2 separate regions of the Mus musculus genome follow, and region 1 is linked to region 2. A link is a loop called in an ENCODE intact Hi-C map of the cell type or tissue named here. Cell type or tissue: left cerebral cortex. All regions are shown on one strand. Links, peaks and the distances in the headings refer to the core of each region. The heading gives the core; the rest is flanking DNA.

Region 1 (6,304 bases), core at 2,284-4,783, 1.4 Mb after region 2:
CTAACAAATATTCCTTCGAAGTTCTTACAGTTTTCCTGAGCCTGTCAGGCATCAGGCATCTACTGTGGCTCAAAGGCGGCCTTTGCTGCCTCCCAAGTTAGGAGACCCTGGCAGCTGGCCTTGAGCACGGAAGGAAAAGATGCGAGGGAAGCCGGCCATTCCCTGCACTCCCAAGCCTTGCTGCTGCGGCAAATCTTGAATTTTTCTAATCTCCAAGGGCAGTGAAGCCCTGACCTCCGTGGACAGGGCAGTCGTCGAGATGGACCCCAAGTCTCTCTTCTCAAGGGAGGTCTATAGGGCTGGGCGCCGTCTGGGACGAATGACAGATCAGCCTGCCAGGGCCCGAGGCTAGGGGTGCTGCTTTGAGTACTGATGTATGGGGGCGTATGGCTGTCGCGGGTGGGCAGGGAAATGCAGGCGTCAGAAAACACAGGCACTCTCCACTGGCAGCTTATGGCAGAGCCAGAGGTGCCTGGGTTACAGAGGTCACTGGACATTTAGAGCGAAAAGTGAATCCCCCAACTCTCTGTCCGCCATCCTTGCGTCTTAGACGCGACAAAATCCCAGGGCATCTGCTCGGGAGAAGCAAATGTGAGAGATGGTGGCCCAGAGTAAAATAAGTTGATCTCAACGTCAGACAACGTGCAGACTGGACAAACGGCTCCCTGGGAAGTCATTTGGCCGATTCCTAGCTTTGTGGGGGTTGTACATTGAAGGGGGAACCACCGAAAGTTGGAAAACAAAGTTCTAAACGTGTGCTGCTCCTCCTCTTACTGAACAAACTTTTGATAGTTTCTGGCCTCAGCGGTCAGCCTCCAGTGGAGAGGAACCTTGTCTTCTAAGCGCTAAAGCAAGGAAGAAAAGGGTTCTCCCAAAACCCGGCACTCACTTGTGAGCCTAAAGTCCGAAGTCAGTTCCTAGGAAACCTGTATGGGGGGCGGGGAGAACCCTGGGTACCCTGTGCGAACGAGTCAGAGGGGAGCCTCCAGCAGCTCTCCAAGACTGGAGGCCTGACTTCAGTCTCCTGAGCCGGCCCATTCACTCTTAGGCTGGGTGGATGCTTCCAATCCATCGCCTTTCCCAACCTCCAGAGAGCCTTTACACGTGAGAAGAAACTCTCAAAAGCCTCACAGAAGGGAGTTGGGGGTTCTTTCACCTCTGGGAGGGGAGGCCGCTTGGGACGCGCGGGCATTGGGGGTGGGTGGGGGCGGGGCGGGCTGGAGTACTAAGGGTACCTAAAGCTGCGGGACTTTAGTGGGGGGGACTGCCTGACTGTAGTGGGAAGGCGACCAACCACACTTGCAGGGACTCCCGCGGAGCGCTGGTCTGTGCCGGAGCAGGGCACGGCTCTGCCCCGAGTTCAGGAGCATCCTGGAGATCCAGCCGTGTCTGCCTGTGGTCACTCCCCAGGCCCTGCGGCTATCCGGGGCAGGGTGGTACACAAACAGGGATGCTTCTATTTACTCGCCTCTGCCTGTGGATTTCTAAGACATTCAGCAGGCACAATCATTAAACTAATTTGTATTTGATTGTTTGGGCGGACGGAGGGTAGTTTTATTGCGCTAAGCATTCAAGCAGGCACGCATCGCTGATTACCAGTATACATTAAATAAAGTTGTTTGTACACATTGTCTTACCACATATAGGCAGAGGCTTATTATTCTAATTACTCTAATTAGTGCATTGAAATGTTTTCTACTTGATTTGAGGAGACAGTGATTACTTCTATTACTTCTTTTAGCTCGTATTTTATGGAAAACTATTGATGCATGCTCAAATTACTTTATTTGCCCCTCGAATATAAGGCTGACCCAAACCCAGTGAACTGCACCGCCCTTATGGGGCCCCAACTTTGATGTGGGCCTCGGCTTGGAAGAGGCAGCTCTCCTATTTGTTGGTTTCCTCCTTCAAGCTCAGTGTTCTCCCAAGGCCAGGCCCAGTCCCCTATCCCAGATGCGCACCCGGGTCTCGGACCCACGGACCGAGTAGGGCATGCGGATCCTAAACCTTCTTGGATGCAGCGACTCTGACCTGCTGGCCTTCCAGTTTCTTAGGCGCGATTTACTTTTAAAAGACTCCCTTAAGCATATTTCCCGTGCATCTACTTCCGAAGCTTTAACGTGACTATTAAATTGATAAGATCAGCTCATCAAACATACTATTTCGATAGGGTGTTGTAATTAAAACCTTAATCCTGTTTGAGACTCTTTTTTTCCCTTTAAATTCCTTTTTCTTAGGGAAGGGGTACAAAGTTCACTATAAAAAAGTATTATAACAGGGAGATTAATTCGTTATCTAAATAACAATCTTTGCTATTGATCCAATGCACTTTTCGCCACCTTTTGTGTTAGTTCCGTAAGCCCTTAAAAAGGAGAATCTGACAAAGCAAAAGATTTGGACCGAACTCGCAAGGCTACGATCTTCTTGGGAGAGCTAGGAGTCTGAGGCTCTCTCCTCTCACCACAGCGGGGGAAGCAGCCCAAGAGTGTCCCTGCTGCCCTGAATGTGCCAATGGGGCAAAGAAGTGCTGATGCCCGCGGCCGGCTCCTCAAAGTCCTCTCCCCTGGCAGAAGGAGGTCTGCTCAGTCTCTGGGTAAATACTCCACTGGTTCTGATTTTACTTTTAATATTTAAACTCGGATTATCGTGTCTCTAAATGCGCGTTCCTAACCTTTGAGGGTGGCTGAGATGTAATAAACACTGGCGGGCAGCAGCTCAGCTTCTGCTGGCCAAGGCTGCCGCCTCCCGCTCCGCCCGCCCTTGGGCCCCAGTCCCCCCACCCCCTACCAGCGGCCCTCCGCCTCCCCCCCCCCCCCCCCTGGCAGCGACGGCCGCGCGGGAACGAAATCAGCGCCTCCCGGCAGCTGACGGCTGAGCATCCAGGGCTCCTGCAGGCGGGGGAGGCCGCCCTTTATCCCAGCTGAAGAGTCCTCGCGGGCTGCAGGAGGAGACGCGCAACCCCGCGGTGGCCCTGAGGAGGAGGAGAGAGCCAGGTTTCCTGGAAGCAGCGACCTCCGGACGTGGGAGAAGGCATCAAGGGGCGCGGGGGACCGCAGAATGAACAAGGTCGCTAGTCTAGGTGGGGGTGGGGTGGGAGTGGGAAGTGAAGACCCTGCCCAAATATAAGCCTCCTTTAAAAGAGGTCAAGGGCCTCTGAGAAACCGGAGACTTTCTAAAGCAAAGAGGCCCGTTTGCTCCCAAGTCAGTTCACAAGAGATTTTCCTCAGTTGTAAGTTTACCTCCCCCCCCACCCCCCAACACCCTCCTTTGGCCTCTCTAACAAAGTCTTCTTCCCCCATGTCCAGACTTGTTATGAAACAAAGTCTCCCAGGATAGTTTAACAGGAGAATAAAGGACACCCTAGACCCCCTCCCCAGTACATCTGCTCTCACCCCAAGATTGCAGCCTTTAGCCGAATGGAACTTTGGCGCCCCAAAGTGGCATCCACTTGCAACTACTCGTGATTTTACAGTCTGATCCGTTCAAAAGTTGAGTTTCAGACTGGAATGTGCTTCTCCCCACTCTCTCTGCATGCTTGGCCTCATTCCTCCTAGAAAAGGTTATGAAGGTGACCCCACGCGCATGACTCATACAAAGGTTTCCAAATGTCCAGTCTGGGCTCCTTAGCAGAGGTTTGAAGTTTCACTGGAGAGGACAGAACATTTTATACTAAAAGTTACCGCAACAAAGATGAGAAGGAAGAGATGTACCCCAATATTTTGCTCCTACAAACTTATCTGTCAAAATCAAGTATTACGTGCATCAGAGAACTCTCAGCTTCTCGTAGGAATCAAAAGCAGAGAATCAAGTTGGAAGCCACGGTTAATGACGAATGTAGCATTTTAACCAAGTCAAAATTTGACCTCGAACATCTTTTTATACAGAAGGCTTGTTCAGTTTCGAGTTTAAAGGTGATTTTATTTAAGGCGTTCGCTTGAACAGAGACACATTTGTGAAAGAACCGTTGAAGTGGGGGAAAACATCCACTTCCCAAATTCCTAAAAGAGCTCTCAGTCTGCTTCCTTCGGAGCCAGTAAGTTAGTCCGTTTCCCACACTGTGTGCCGTTTTCACCACTTACTCTGCCTTTACCCCAGGTCACGTCAGGAGGGGACATGCATACACAGGAACTGCAGGCAGCTCAAACTTGTGGTTACTGGATTGGATAGGCTTGAGCGACAGCACCTCAGCCCTCCTCCACCCCTTCCCCCTCCCCATAGTTATCAGCCAACAAACATCTGAGAAGCCCTGTGGTACTTCCAAATCCATTTCTTCATGTGCAGGCTGTGCATAATAGCGCTTCTTTAAATTTTCCAGTAGCATTTATATAACATACATGGAAGCACAAAATAAAATGGAAGTCTCATATAGAAAGTGGTCATTTCAAACTCTAGTGAGGCCTCTGCTGTGAGGGCCCAGCAAGAAATCCCTTCAACCTAAAAATAAGGCTACACATCTTTGCATCTACTGGCATAGGAGGAGGAAATGTGGAGATAGCCATCTCAATTTTCATATATGGGGACACTCTACTGATTCTGACTACTTAGACCACCATCCACTAGACTTGCTTTTACAATGCCTAAGCTTGAGGTTGTGGTTAACACCATTATTAGAACCACCAGCGCCGGACTCTAGTAACTGTAACAAATGTGGCTACTCTATTATTATTCTAGGGAGAACTAGCTTGCTACTCTGCAAACCATTCCATTTCTTTATGCCAGCCAACTTAACTTTAACTGCACACTTCTCTGGTATCTTTTATTGCAGCCTGAATCAGTTATGAAAAGAACTCTGGGTTTATACACGCAAAACCAACCCAATGCAAGCAGCAGCACTGACCGCAACAACAGCTTAAACACTGTGGACACTGCTGATGGGTCACACTCTGCTCTCTGGGTTTGGATCACACAGGAGCCCTCAGCCTACTGTGTTCTAAACGGGGAGCCTTGGGAGGTACTGTTCTACTCAGGAACCAGGCCCTGCTCCCCAGGGACCCCTGTATGGAGCAAAGGGGAGAAGTCCCTGCTGCCACTGGGAAAGAGAGACGGTGGTCTGAGACAGTTCTTCCCTCCTGGCAGCACAGTCCCAGGAGCCAGAAGGTTTTTGTGCTGGTTGCAAGTGGCTGAGAAAAGTCTTGAGCAAGGCCTTTTGTTGGTCCCTGGAATGGTTGTGGGTGGCCAAGAGGGATCTGCACAAGCTTCTATGCCAGCATTCTAGGGCAAAAGTGAATGAAGGCTTTTCTCCTGTTAGAGGTTTAGCCAGTGGGTCCTGAATCCTCCACATGCTTGTGGTAGGTGTGCTGAGCCAGATAGACTCTTCTCTCCTTATGTGGAAAGCCTAGATCAGGGGACCTGTCCACTCTAACTCCCATCCCCGGGGGGAACAGATGGAACTCCGTGTCAGCATCATCCAGCGCTCTTGGTGATGACCAAACCACTTGGACGAGACCCAGAAGCAGCCCTGGCAGGAAGAGCTCGGTGTCCTATCAGCTCCCAAAACACAAGAACCCCAGCTTGCATCCTAGCCAGTGTTCCTCGGTTCTAGGTCACTAAATAAGGGGTCAGAGGAGAGAAGGGTGGCTGTGACGTCTAAGGCCTCAATAGCAACCCATCTTCAGTGGACGGAGGATGGTAGGCAGGAATCGGGAGTTTTTGAAGTATTTAGAGCCAACATGACCTAAAGCCTGCTCACTAGACATAGGTTGAATTTGTAGGGGAAAGATCAGATCATCAGTCCTAAGGAGAGCAGGACATACCTGCAATTGTGTTAGAGCCTCTTAACTAACAAGAGTGCTCCATCAAGGCATGGGTGATGTAGGCACACACCCCATCATGCATGACCTAAAGGACAGTTTGGGACTCTTAGTTGAAATAATCAAAGACAGAAGGGGGGGGTGACTCTAAGCATGGTTTACACAAGGAAACAAATGAAACAGGATAAGGACCACACTTTATAGGTGTGGCTAGGATAGGAGGCAGCCGGCCCACTGTGAGGCAGGAAAGCGGAAGGAGAGAGTGAGTACGGTTCTCACAAACCAGGAATTGCACTTTAAGGCTGCTGGGGAGAGTGCCTAGAGTCAACTGCTAGAGGGCTTAAGGAAGTTTTAATTAGATTTAAAAGGCAATTAGGAGTCATAGCAGAGGGAAGATTCAATGAAAATAACACTTTGGGGGAAAAAAAGAGCTGGCATAGTGTACAGGGTGGTGGTTATGAGTTGTAAGTGTGACAGAAGCCAGACTAGCCAGGAAATAGGTAGGCAAGGCCCACTGGAGTCTATGTGGTCAGCCAAGGAAGTCTTAAAGAGGG
Region 2 (6,304 bases), core at 2,551-5,050:
ATTAAAACTACTTTGAGATTTCATCTTATACCTGTGGCTGAGATCAATGAAACAAATGAACACACATGCTGAAGAGGATGTAACATGAGGATAACATTCATTCACTGCTACTGGGAGTCCAAACTTGTACAGCCACTATAGATATCAGTGTGGTAAGTCAGTCCCTAAAGGATATAGGAACCTATCGACCAGTCTTGACCAAATACATGGAAGATGCTTCATCTTACAACAAACCTAGTTGCTTAACCATATTCTTTGCTGCTCTATTCATAGTAAACAGATATTGGAAATAACCTAGATGTCCCTCTATAAAGAATCAATAAAGAAAATATCGTACATTTACCCAAAGAATATTACTCATCATTTTAAAAAAATATCAAAATCATGAAGTTCTCAGATAACTAAATGAAACTAAAATAAATCATCCTGAGTGAGGTATTCCAGACATAAAAAGAGATATAATCTATGTATGTGTTAATGTGTGCAAATATTAGCTGTTATTTCAATGATAACCAAGCTACAATCTGAAGAACCATGAAAGGTAGAAGTAGGTATAGAGGAAGGGATTAGGTGAGGCAGATAGGTTTCATTAGGAAAGGAAAGTAAAATGGTCATGGATGAAAAGATAGGTTGCAACTAGATAGGTGGGGACTGGGAGGGCAGTGGGGGAGGGCAGGAAATATACAGCTAAAATTAAGGGGGATTTGAGGAGTAGTATGGAAACCTCATGTGTGTGTGTGTGTGTGTGTGTGTGTGTGTGTGTGTATAAAATGAAAGCATCTAACTAGCTATATCTTGTCACTAAACGAATCTTCTTCTATTACTCAGACTGTACACATGATTGAGTTGTTTGCCAAAGATGTCCTATGGACATTCACAAACAACAGAATCACAGGTTGCTTTACATGAACTGATGACAAGGCCCCACTGCTGAAGGCAATACCTACATAACTCAGCTCCATAGCTTTGTGTTGATGGTTGTGGCTTTCCATATGTTTCAAAGAGACATTTCCATGATGAGGGGTCATATTTAGAATACACTTAGGGATTATGTTGGTCTATTAAAGAGGCAATTGTAGGTTCTCCTCCAAGACCCATGAATTCACTAATGCTGCACATTTGGCTAGGTTTCCAATACCAGTCATGGTTTTTTCTCTTGTTGAATGGAGCTTAGGTCCAATAAGAGAGTGCTTTTTTATTCATTTACAGTATTTTTGAGATATCTTTATGAGTTGATTATGTTGTAGGTTCTCACTTGTGTTTTTATAGAGTTGTATAGAGACAAAGAATACTGGTAGCTTAATGATTACTGCAAGAGCTCCATCAGCGTGCCATATAGTGTCAAATTCTAGTTCCTATTATTTGATGTCATTATGTATATTTACCCAATCCCTCATGCTCCCTTAAGTAAAACTTTTAGTTATCTTTAATTATTGTAGAAGAAAATGCAGGCATGAGTAAGTAATCAGCCTACCTTGCACACTGCACTTCTAAATTAGAAGCAAGGCACACGATGCTACTGAGTGCCATGCTCCTGGATATCAGAGTATTGAATTCTGAGGTAGCTGAGTAGCTAGTAACTGGACTGCGGATGAATTTACACTATCTATTATTCCTTTAATGTGATTATTCCACATAAAGTCTCTGGTGGTATGAGCACTTACGTCCAATCTGAGGTAGTATGCTAACTAATCAGTTGATAGGTTTCTAATATATAAGTGGTTGCTTACATGCAATAAAGCAGACACTGTTCTCTGAAACCATTTTCAGAACAGTTTATCTCTGCCACCTTTACAGACCTATAGACATTGTTTTCTTGTCAGATAATGCTTCAGTAATGACAGCAAATTATGTATATTCACAGACTTAAAAAGCCTATCTGTGATCATTAATTAAAATATTTTTCTCATGCTACGGTTAATAAGCCATGGGAAATAAGCGAGTAAATAGTACCCCTGCATTGCCTCTGCATCGACTCCTGCCTCCATGTTCCTGCCTTGCTTGAGTTCCTGCTCTGGCTTTGCTCAGTGATAGATTAGGCTGTAATATTATAAGCCAAATAAACTATTCCCCCCCCAACTTGCTTGTCTTCATGTTGTTTCACCAGAGTATTAGTAACCCTAACTATGACTTGTTAATAGAACATGGTGATACTAGAAGCCAAGATGTCAAATTGAAAACATATTGTTTTATAGCTAATATATACGTATATAATTATACATATATATGTGCATCTATTTGTTAAAGTTTATGTATATAAACTTCTATTCTACTTATACTGTGAAATATAGGGTAGAAACCTGGTAAATGATTACAAGCACCCATTGGCATGGCTCTATTTAGCTTTCTTCAAAATTTATTTCTTGGTATTATCTAAATTTACACAAACAGATAAATAGAAATAAAGATAAGGCAGATATATCTATATTCTATATTCCTATTTATTAGATCTAGACTTTATCAACTTAAGGAGTGATTAGCTTTCTTTTCTTTCTTTTGTGTGTGTGTGTGTGTGTGTGTGTGTGTGTGTGTGTGTAGTGACATTTTTACATAATGGCAAGTAGAAAACACATTTTCACATTTCCCCCCAAACAAACAGTCATTTCTTTGATTTAAAAGAAAAGAGTGTACTCTCATAGCATGTAGAGGGGCGTACAGGACCAGTGAATACGTTTCTAGCCAAGGCTATCCTGTTCTGAACACACAGTGAATACACTGACCCCCGAAGGCATTCAACTTTTTTGGGTTACAAGCTTTGCCTCAAGATCTTTTTCTTGCTGACCCCTCTTACAAATCCAGTATTCTTCTCAGGATATATTACTAGAGAGCTGGGGCCTCAGAAAAGTGTTAATCCAATAATTGTAAAATGTAGCCGCCTGCGGCCACGTGAACTGGGTTCCCCTGAAAGGCGGGCTGAGGCTGAAAGAGATCAGAAAAGAACGAGGCCAAGACAAACCTTTCTGTTCAAAGCCTCTGAAGTTTACTGAGAGTCCTTGCTTATAAAGAGGGTAGCGCCCCCACCCCCAGCCCATTCTTGGTGCCTGGAGCCAGCCCTTACAAATCTACAGTGTGTGTCTCCAGAACGTCTCAAGGACCCTTCAGCAGGAAGCAGAGTCTTAGAGAAGAGCAAATAGAGCCATCAAGGTCAGAAGGCTACCCTAGGTAATCTCCTTGTTCGTGGCAGCAAGGTCAAAGTCTGGATCAGCCTGCTTCAAGGCTGAGGGAGGCTACAGTAAGAGGAGCTATCAATGGGTTTGGCCTATCAGGGAGACTTGTCTGTGCTCTGCTGATACCTTGCAGGTGGATTGAGGCATGGACGTAGCTTCTGTTTCCATTGGGCTACCCAATGAGAGTGAAAACAGGTATGTGCGTAGCTCTAACTCATATCTCAGTGCTAGATAGTGCCAAGCTGACAAGAAGTAAAATTGGAGATAAAAATGAAATGTATATCTCAAAATAACCATCAAAATGGTTCATATTGAAAGAAATGTTCATGCGACATTGTTAATAGGGTGTTAGTTTACTGCATTGATAGGAGTATTAGTAAAAATCAAGCACAGTATTTGCCAAATTTAGGATTTAAGTCAATGATGTCACACTCTAAGATGCTTACTCGTGTAAGAAGGGAGGCTGAAAGCACAGTGTTCCGGCCCACTGAGGGAGCAGGGCACATTACCTCTGTGCGCTGAGAACTGTCAGAGAGCAACCATAGGGGGCAATGCAAGCTCAGCAGTGTTGTTCTCAGCTCTCGGCTGCACCAGCTGAAACTGTCACTTAAAGGATTGCTGTTGTATTCTTCTTATTTAAAATAACCCAAATCTTGCAGTTCCACAGTGCTTGAAAGTGCTTAATTTATTTCAGGTTTGGGACAACCCACAGTTAGAAATAGAAAAGAATTGCACATAAAAGATGTATTTTACAAAGGTACAGATAATAAATGGGGATGCAAAGGGTTTGCATATACAGTGAACAAAATATAATGCAGAAGTATTTATTTATTTTTTATTTTTTTGCTATTCCACTGGAAATCTAATCTGGCCCACTATTTTATTTTTTCATATTTTTATCCTGACAAAAATGACTTCGTAGTGATGAAAACTAGTTCTTGTTTAAATTTGCTTTTATTTCTTAATAAATTTTGTGTTTGAATTAAGCAACAATTCAGTATAACAAATAGACCCATTCCTATAATTCAACTTAAGTGGCACAGTCATTTTGCTCGTTTTTATTCTTGTAAGGAACCTGAGTTAGTGTGCCTGCAGATGAATATGGATGCGTATTGATGAGTATGATTTTCCTGTCCGTCATTATAAAAATACCATTCCTGGTTGAACTGTTAATGAAATGATGAGAAAATCTAAGGTGAAGATTTAACAGTCTATTTTCATTTTGTTTCATCAAAAAGAATCTACTTTACAATTACTATTTACTTGCAATAACCTGCAGCAAAAAATGATTTAATGTTCAATATGTGCATTAAAATCTACTTGCTTTTTTAATATGTAAAAGCTGATGGAAATTTCATTTAAACACAATTCCTGGATCACAGATTTTAAGCAAAATGAAAGGAGTTAGGGTACCATTTAACATGGCTATAAAAATCATTTCTTTCAGTGGCTGGAGGGAAGGAAGGATTGGTCAAAGCAATTTTTATCTTCTATGGGATTCCCTACAAGTCTGCTTTTTTTATTTGGCTTAATGCATGCCACAATAATCATGCCATTTCTTGCTAGCATTTTTCTAGCTCATAGTAATAAGAATAATTGCATGGTGTTTATATTCTAAAGTGCTTTTCTCACTAAGCTCTGAAGTCTTATTTTTTGAGTATTAATTCTCACAAGATTTTTGTGTGACACACAAAAGTGTGCATTATTATCTTGTTATTTCCTTTTTAACAACAAGGATCACGCTGCACAGAAGCAGTGAATGATACACAAGGCAGTCACCATCCCTGCTACAGATCAGGATCCAGACTTCTGGTTCAAAAGCAAGGGCATGCTTTTTTAGAAATTATTAATATACTCGATGATTGAATCCTGGGAACTGGTAGTTGTCTTTTAACTTCAACATTTTACTGCTCAAATGTTAACAGGGAAAGGCAAGAGTAGCTTAATATTTGGAGTAAGTTTATTAATTGCATTGTGGGTAATAGAGAAATATTAAATATTTGTGCTAATAAAAAAAGCTACAGAAAATAAGTTAGAGTGAAAATGCTTAGCAGGATAGTTGTAAGAATACAATATACATTTGCTTCCAATGAATCTTTAGAGTGAGAAAAGTTACAATAATTGTTAAGATTGTTTGTATGACATGTGAAGCAAATGTATTTTCCCCTTAGCTTTAAATTTTCTCTAATGAAATATTTTAAGTGTAAGTAAATCATTTTATTGTATGTTTAGTTAGAGACTGTAACAGATTTATCAAAGAAAACGCATTTACCTTTCTAGCAATTGACTTTATGGGAACTGTACTCTCATGATCCGAGTAACTAAGTATAAAAACTCATACTAAGGAGCAGAATTCTCAAAGGTTAGTATGCTGCCCTGACATATGTTACTTCTGAACCATTCTAATAAAGGATGAAAATTAGTGATGATTAAGCAAATTACTTGTTGGAAAATTTACATTCGTGTGGCTAAATACAAAGCGTAGAAGTTATTAATTGACAGTTTATCAAGTTTATCTCTTTTTGTTTGGAAAGCAGATGTGAAAAAGAACCTTGCCTAAATCAGTTTTAAGATTGAATGCAATTAATACTTTCTTCTAGATATTCATCCTATAATTGGAAATTGATAAGTCTAGGTTTGACTATCTACCTTTGTAGAGTGCATAAAATTACAACCAAATATTACTACATGACCTTCAATGAAGAATCATGATAGATACAAAAGCTTTGTCTTTTGTAAATTAAATTAAAAGCTTCCTTTTTATTGAAAAATATTATCATTTGGAATATCCTGATTATAGTTTTCCCTCCCTCTACTCTTCATAGTTCCTCCCCTTTTACCTGTATCCACTACCTTTCTGTCTCTCATTAGAAAACACCAACAGTACAGGGGAACACCAGGGCCAAAAAGGGGGAGTGGGTGGGCAGGGGAGTAGGGGTGGGTGGATATGGGGGACTTTTGGTATAGCATTGGAAATGTAAATGAGTTAAATACCTAATAAAAAATGGAAAAAAAAAAGAAAACACCAACAGCTTACACAGAATAATAAATAAAATAAAATATAGCAAAAATATTGCAAGAAGGAAGAACTAACAGATCAGAATTCGACAAAAAACAAAACAAAACAAAACAAACAC

Evidence for each region. Peaks named below come from ENCODE experiments on the same cell type or tissue, not always from the same donor. Only the 100,000 strongest peaks of a DNase experiment are listed, where the experiment ranks them.
Region 1: a loop joins it to region 2, with 2.7 times the contacts of the local background. A loop is called at or near these places in 4 of 42 quality-filtered maps.

The regions. Positions count from the first base shown.
Region 1 is chr4:22,474,279-22,480,582 of GRCm38, reverse strand. No RefSeq gene overlaps it. Among named protein-coding and RNA genes, the nearest start is that of Pou3f2, 11 kb to the left of the region's middle. In left cerebral cortex, for the core only: a CTCF peak has its summit at 3,447; a DNase peak (open chromatin) is centred at 3,451; H3K4me3 peaks cover 1,173 bases; H3K27ac peaks cover 1,019 bases.
Region 2 is chr4:23,911,031-23,917,334 of GRCm38, reverse strand. No RefSeq gene overlaps it. Among named protein-coding and RNA genes, the nearest start is that of Gm31145, 79 kb to the right of the region's middle. In left cerebral cortex, for the core only: a CTCF peak has its summit at 3,711; a DNase peak (open chromatin) is centred at 3,704.